Linked DNA regions of Homo sapiens: region 2 is linked to region 1. The links are chromatin contacts, found by Hi-C or POLR2A ChIA-PET in ENCODE. All regions are on one chromosome and are shown on one strand. Each heading gives the region's core, a stretch centred on a gene start or an enhancer-like site at or near the end of the contact. The rest is flanking DNA. Distances are from core to core; before and after follow the strand shown. Region 1 holds the start of INAFM2 (InaF motif containing 2). Region 2 holds the start of ITPKA (inositol-trisphosphate 3-kinase A).

What was found. A loop is a pair of places that touch in the nucleus more often than their neighbours do. ChIA-PET counts read pairs that join two places held with the same protein, here RNA polymerase II (POLR2A). Pooled maps may share reads with other maps.
Region 2: a loop to region 1 is called in a pooled map, with 2.5 times the contacts of the local background. The contact joins the promoter of ITPKA here to the promoter of INAFM2 in region 1. A Hi-C loop is called at or near these places in 1 of 50 pooled maps. POLR2A ChIA-PET finds 5 or more read pairs at or near these places in 2 of 52 experiments (CD4-positive, alpha-beta T cell and WTC11).

The regions. Positions count from the first base shown.
Region 1 is chr15:40,322,051-40,325,380 of GRCh38, reverse strand. It overlaps INAFM2 (InaF motif containing 2), which reads right to left and starts at 1,689. Exons shown (of 1, transcript NM_001301268.2): 1 at 1-1,689. The coding sequence starts at 1,325. The coding sequence ends at 864. LOC112268152 (a long non-coding RNA gene) reads left to right here and starts at 1,738. Exons shown (of 3, transcript XR_002957721.2): 1 at 1,738-2,138. RefSeq lists silencers at 982-1,211, 1,222-1,301, 1,632-2,001.
Region 2 is chr15:41,492,053-41,495,382 of GRCh38, reverse strand. It overlaps ITPKA (inositol-trisphosphate 3-kinase A), which reads right to left and starts at 1,509. Exons shown (of 7, transcript NM_002220.3): 1 at 967-1,509. The coding sequence starts at 1,455. RefSeq lists silencers at 890-939, 1,050-1,229, 1,250-1,869 and enhancers at 1,606-2,106, 2,107-2,607.

The DNA of each region.
Region 1 (3,330 bases), core at 440-2,939:
GGCTGCAACAAGAAGCCTCTTTGGTGGGGGCACTAGGATGGAAAGAAGAGGGGATGAGTACATTCCCCACCCTCCCTAAATTGTTTCTACTTCTCCTAAGGCTTTCCACAGCCATGTCAACAGTCTAAGAATGATTATACTCTTTTGTGAAAGAACGTCATAAACTTATATTTCAGAAACAGGAGGGGAACAGGAGAAAGTGAGTGATTTAAGAAGCCGTGTTTGTGCCCTTCTGGCCAGGTGTACTTTTTGGGGGACAGCAAATAGCCCTTGCTTGACCCCTTCAGTCAGTAGCTACCCAGGGTGTGGGAGGATATACATAGAATTCTATGTGATTATAGCTTCTAGTGCATATGTCAACAACTATATACAGGGATCTAGAAATTTAATGCATCTCTGGCCACTGCAACTAGGTTGACGTACCTGAGCTCCACTACTTTTGGTGCCCTCCTCCTTTCGAGAGCTTCAGCTTACTTAAAAAGAGCCCCTACAGCTCCATCCTTCCCCTGAGTCTTGGGGGAAAGCCCCAGTCACCCCTGCATGTAGGATACACCAGAGCGAGCGGCGCAGAAGGGTTTGGTGCCGGGATCTCCCCACCCCTCCCCCCATCCCCCTACGGCTCAGGGCCCTGGTGCAGCACGGTCCTGGGCAGCAAACCCCCAGCCCCCCGGCGAATCGTGGTCCCTTGGCTGAAGATCTGGCTGCGGGCCTCCCGCTCCGGGGCCAGCCGGCGATGGTGGGAGTGTGAGGGGCGTTCACTCTCGTGGGGGTCACTCCCGCGGGCTCTCCACCCCATCCTGCTGCGAAGTCCTGCCTCTGGGCTTGGGGAGAATGGTTCCCGGCGGCCCCCAGCGCGGAGGGCTTCAACGACTCCCGGGCGCCGCCGCCGTTTCCTCTTCGTCCTCGTCCGGCCCCCGAGGCCGCTCGAGCGGCCCGGCCGGGGGGCTGTCCGCAGGGGGCTCCGGAGGCGCCGGTCGCGCCGCCTGCAGTGGGGGAACGTCGCGCGGCGCCTCGCGGCGGGACGACCCAGTGGTGTTGGGCCCCGCCGCCGCCGCCCCCGAAGTCCCAGACGGGCCAGTGGCGTTGGAGCCGCCGGGGGGCGGGCCAGCGGCTCCCCCCGAGGTCCCGGCGCCCACCGGCTGCCAGATGAGGCTGTAGTAGACGGCGAGCACGATGGCGGCCAGCGACACGGAGAGCACGTAGGCGAACACGGTGGCGAGCCGGACCCACTTCTTGTTGGTCTTGGCCGCCATCTTCGCCTTCTTGTCCCCGGTGTAGGTGGCCGGCTTGCCCCGCTCGGCCGGGGCCGCGTCGCGCTCCTTCATGGGGGGGCCCCGGCCTTTGCCCCGGTGCTCCACGGCCCCGGCTGGAGGGGGCCTGGCGGCCTGCAAGGACTGGGCAGGGGGCGGCCCGGCGCCCTCGGTTCCCGGCGGCCCCGCGCTCCGCCGCCGCTCCTCACGCCGCCCGCCCGCAGCCCGCCACCGCGTTGCTGCAGCCGCCGCCGGGGCCTGGACCAGTCACCGCCGCCAGCGCCGCCGCCGCCGCCGGCCCGTCAGCTGCTTCCCCGCCGCCGCCACAGCCACAGCCGCCACAGCCGCCACAGCCGCCCGGCTCCGCGTCCCCATCCGCCGCCACGCCGCCGCGCGCTCCGCCGCCGCCTGCCCGGCCGCCGGCCGCCTGGTCTCCAGTGGCCGCGCGGACCGCGCGCTCCGCTCCAGCCCGGCTCCCCCGCCTCGCGCGCCGGCAACAGGGGGCGGGGAGAGCGCTGCTGGGGGCTGCCCCTTAAAAGGGCGACGCCGGGGTCCGGAAGTGCCGCGAGGGGAGGCGGCGGCTGCCGGGAGCCGCGAGCCCCGCCGGGACGCCCCGTTAAGAGAGAGTTAAGGGAGGCTGGCTCTTAAACGGGCGACGTCACCGCGACCCCTGGTGGGCTGGCGCGGCGTAGAGTGGAGCCCCGGGCACTTCTTTAAAAGGGGGAACGGCGTTGTGCGAGGCGGAGTGCGGAGCTAGAAGGGGGCGGTCGGAGCGCGAGCTGTCAACTCTGGCGCCTCCCCGCTCCGCCCCGAGGCTCCGAAGTGACAGGTGGAATAGCAGCCTGGGCTTCGGACTCCAGGCCTAGGTTTATCCTCTGGGAGGGGACGGTAAGAGGGATAGGGAAGATACCACGTTCCAGCTCTCAGCTTGCTCCCCGCACCGCGTACCCCCTGGGTGGGTCTCCCAGGCCCATTCACAGCTAAAGAACCTGGTTGACGCCAGGGGTAGGCGGTTCTGGCACCTGGAGCGCTCACTGGGGCCGCAGCTGGTTGTGTTCCTTCCACCCAGTCCAGGCTGGGCTTCGGAGCTCTACTGAAGTCGTCGCAATTGCGTACCCCAGCCCGCCTCACCCCGCCAACCCTGAGCCTCCGGGACAGAGCCACGGACTGAGCTGTTCTCCAGACTCGCTTGCCACCTTAGTCCCAAAGTTCGCCGCAGGTCGCTGGTCCCGCTTTTTGGGTCTTCCAATTCCTGGTTTTGGCCTGGATTTGGACCCAAGGAGCTGCACTGAACCTGAGGAGTTTAACTCTCAGGACTCCTAGAGCGTTTTCACTCTCAGATCCCCTCCAGACCTCAAGGCTTGGGCGGTTGTCCCCTCCCCACTTTCCCATGTGAGGTTTGTCTTCTTTGGCTCCAGGCCAGGCGCCAGGCAGTGGGCTCTGTGCCTGGTCTTTGGACCCCCTAGGTGCTAACAACCCTTCATGCTCAGACTCTCCCTTGCGGCTTTACTTGTGCCCTCCCCCTCCTTCCGCTCTCTGCTCTCCCTGCCTTCTCTCCTCCCCATTCCCTCTCTATAAGGCTTTCCAGAATTCTGGTTCCCTCCTCCTTGGATGCTACTTCCTGTGTTCCCAGAACTGGGCATATGGACTGCCTGGGTGTCTGAATGAGTGAGGGAGACTTGTCTGGGCGTGTGTTGGGGAACAGAACTGTGGTTCTGATGGGGTTCTGTGGGTGAACCCTCCCTCAAGCCCCTGCAAGTGTGAGCCTGACCTGGCTTCTACCCTGTGGGGCAGGATCCCCTCTGCCCTTCTCACTTCCCCCCCTCCTCCAGGAATCTTTGGCTTCCAGAGGACCCCCCTTACACACACACACACACACACACACACACACACACACACACACGAGGAAGCCCTCCCAAAACAGCTGCCTTGCCCACCTCAGCAGCACAGAAGTCAAGTGGCTACCAGAACTGAGTGTGCTAGTGGACTGCTGGAACCACAGGCCTCTAACCCAGCCTCAGTCTCATTCCTGATCCAGGCCCAGGTGTGGGGCTGCCACTAGTAATGGCTAGCCAGATGC
Region 2 (3,330 bases), core at 260-2,759, 1.2 Mb before region 1:
TGGGCAGGCCCCAGACGCCCGAGGCCGGGGGCGCCCCTCGCCTCTTCCTCGGCCTCAGGGACACTTGCGAAACGTGGATCTAAAGAAAGTCCTTCGCGCTGACCACGGACAGTTATTCAAGGTATTTGGCCTTGGTTAAAACGAGGGGAACAAGGAGGGTGTCCCGGGAGCCGCACATCCCTAAGTGGCGGGCGTCAGGAATGACTTAACAGTGCCCAGGGCTGTGTTTTCCGAGGGTCAGACCTGGTCCCAGAACACCCAGGCTATCAGAGGCAGAGACTAGCAGAGTGATCCTGCCCCCTTGCAGCCTCAGTTTACCGCCCCTCTCTGCCGCGCTCAGGAGCGGCGAGCCGGGAAGATGGGAGGCAGGGCGCGCACTGGGTGGGCTGCGTTCCGCTCCCAGCCAGAGCTCCCAGGCCCACGCCCCTCCCTCCCCTGCGTCCACGCCTCGTGCGGGCGCTGGGAGCAGACGGCAGCGGCTCCCGAGCAGAGCCTGGAGCGCCGCTCCACTCCCACTCAGGAGAGGGAAACCGTGGCAACGGCGGGGGTGCGGCCGCGGCACCGGAGAGGGGGCGGGGGGTAAGGGAAACTCTCCTTCGCCTCTCTCCTTCCGAGGGTTCACCCGGCAAGGCTCAGCCCCTCCGATCCCTCCTGTCCTAACCCACAGCCAACAAGGTCCGCTACCCCCGCTTCGCCCAGTCCCCGCGGCGGGTCGCCTGCTCCTCGCCCCGCTTCTTAGACGCCCCAGGGCCAGCGCCACGACCCGCCGGCGGAGCCGAGGTGAAAGTTGCCCAGGCGAGAGGTCGGCCAGGCGCCTCCCTCTGACCCCCAGATTCCTCCTAAACCGCGAGAACAGGACCTTCCGCTGGAGGGAGCATGGACAGGAGCGGGTCCTCCGGGAGCACCCAGCCAGGTCCCCCGTGCAGCCCCCGCGCCCGGCGCTGGCCCCGCCCCCGCGGCCCGTACCTGACCCACGTCCTCGCCCGCTTCCAGCTGCACGTTGCCGCGGCTCCGGCTCTCACTGTCGCTCAGCAGGTCGTCCTCCGAGTCCTCGAGCAGCGACGAGGAGCCAGTGGAGGAGACCGACGAGGTGGAAAGGCGGCGCGGCTGCTGCAGGTGCGAAGAGCCCGCTGCCGGGAGGCAGTCCCTCTCCCGCTCCGGCGGCCCAGGGCTGGTCGGGGGCACGTCGGGCTCCTCGGCTGTCACGGTCAGCTGAGGGATCACCGGGGCCGGGGGAGCCCGCGGAAGCCCGTTGGGGACCTGTCCCCCACGCCGCTTGGCCCCGCGGGCCCGGGGCTCCCCCGCGGCGGCGGCCGCAGCGACCGCCGCACAGCGCGCCTCGAAGAGCAGGCGCAGCTCCCCGACACTCCGGCGCGGGGCCCGCTCCAGCCCCGGGCTGCAGGGCCTCGCGCCCCCCGGCCGCGCCATGCCCGTTGGGCCCCCGGGCAGGGTCATTTCCCAGTGCCGGCGCCGCCGCTGAGCCCACCAGCCCGCGGCGCGCCGGGGACTGGAGCGGCTCGGCGCCCCCGGCTGGAGACGGCCCCGGGGCGGAGCCTGCGCCGCTGCACGCCCGCGCCCCGCCTCGGCCGCGCCCCCCGCCCACTCCTTCCACTTTCAGAGAAAGCGCGGGCCTCCCAGGGCCCCTGCGAGGGAGAGAAGGCTCTCGGTGACTCCTCGGGGTGGCGGGGAAGTCCAGCCTCCGTAGGCACAAAACCTGGGCCCGGGCCCCGAGGCTTCGCTCCGCCTGCCCTCGGGGAGGTGGGAGGGGCCGCTCCGCGCTGGGGCCTCGCAGCCTTCCCGGGCTTCGCGGCTGGGAGAGATTCCTCCAGGCCGCTCCACAGGCCCTGTCCCCGCGCAGGAGAAGCTGGTCCTACTCTTGGTCCCCTACCCCGTTCCTCGGGTTCCTTTGCGTGTTCATCCCTCCCGGGCAAGGGCTTCAAGTCTCGGGGCCTTTCTCCGGCCCGAGCTCCTGAGCAGAGTTGAAGGCCCCCGGCTTCCCGAAGAAGCCCCACCCCAGGGCGTGCACCCAAGTGGAGACTCTGCCCCAGGGACTAGCTGAGGCTGCTCCCCGCAAGTTCCCCACTTCCCGGCGGGCAGAGAACAAGGTCAGGGGGCGGGGCCTGGATCTGTCCCCATGGCCCAGCCTAGTCCCGGGCTGCATCTCCCCCGCTGCTGGGTGGCAGGAGCTGAGCCCGCCTTCCTCCTCCTCTGTTATAGGAGCTCGGGGCTTGGAGTCCGCCGTGTGGCGTTCAGCAAGTCATTTCACCTCCCTCGACTGCGGATTCTCCCGTTGCTGCGAGAATAAAATAAAAGACTTGAAATCAGGTACACCACACTCTAGATGTGATTTGTAGGCAGTCCCTTTACTCCCTCCGTATATTTCTGCATTTGTACATTTAGAAAAACCTCATCCAACCCACAGAGTTGTGTCTGTAAAACTAGGAAGACAGCACTGATGTTTAAGAGTTTCAGACACTGCAAAGTGCTTATCAGTGTCATTCCATGTGGATCTTCGGCCACTTCCCATGTTGGTAGTCAGCTGACCGACCGGCGAGGCTGCTTTGAGGAGAAGCCACTGTTTCCTATCTTACCATAGTGCCACAGGAGTGAGGGTCCCCCCTCAGGCACTCAGTGTCTGGGGATGGCTGGGGCCCTGGAGACAGAGCAGCCCCAGAAGGATTGCCTTGGATGCTGAGATGGCCGCAGGAGGGGCTTTCCTTCCCTTCTCTCCCCTCAGCCAGGGCTCAGGAATGGCCCAGGAGAAGGAAAGAAGAAGGTTCAGTGGGAAGACGGGAATCTTCGGCAAAGCATAGTGGCTCAGGCTTGTAACCCCAGCACTTTGGGAGGGCAAGGCGGGCAGATTGCTTGATCCCAGGAGTTCGAGACCAGCCTGGGCAACATGGCAAAACCCTGTCTCTACTAAAAATACAGAATATTAGGCAGGTGTGGTGGTGTGCACTTGTAGTCTCAGCTACTCGGGGAGAGGCTGAAGTGGAAGGATCACTTGAGCCTGGGAGGTCGAGGCTGCAGTGAGCTGAGATCACCACCACACTCCACCACCACACTCCACACTCTAGCCTGGGCAACAGAGTGATAACTTGTCTCAAAAAAAAAAAAAAAAAAAAAAAAAAAAGCTGAGTGTGGTGGCATGCACCTGTGGTCCCAGCTACTTAGGAGGCTGAGGTGAGAGGATTATTTGAGCCCAGGAGGTCGAGGCTGCAGAGAGCCATGACATTCCACTGCACTGCAGTCTGGGTGACAAGTCATACGCTATCTCAAAATAAACAAATAGGTGAAGATCCTGGAGAACTGAGGAAGGAAGCAAAATAA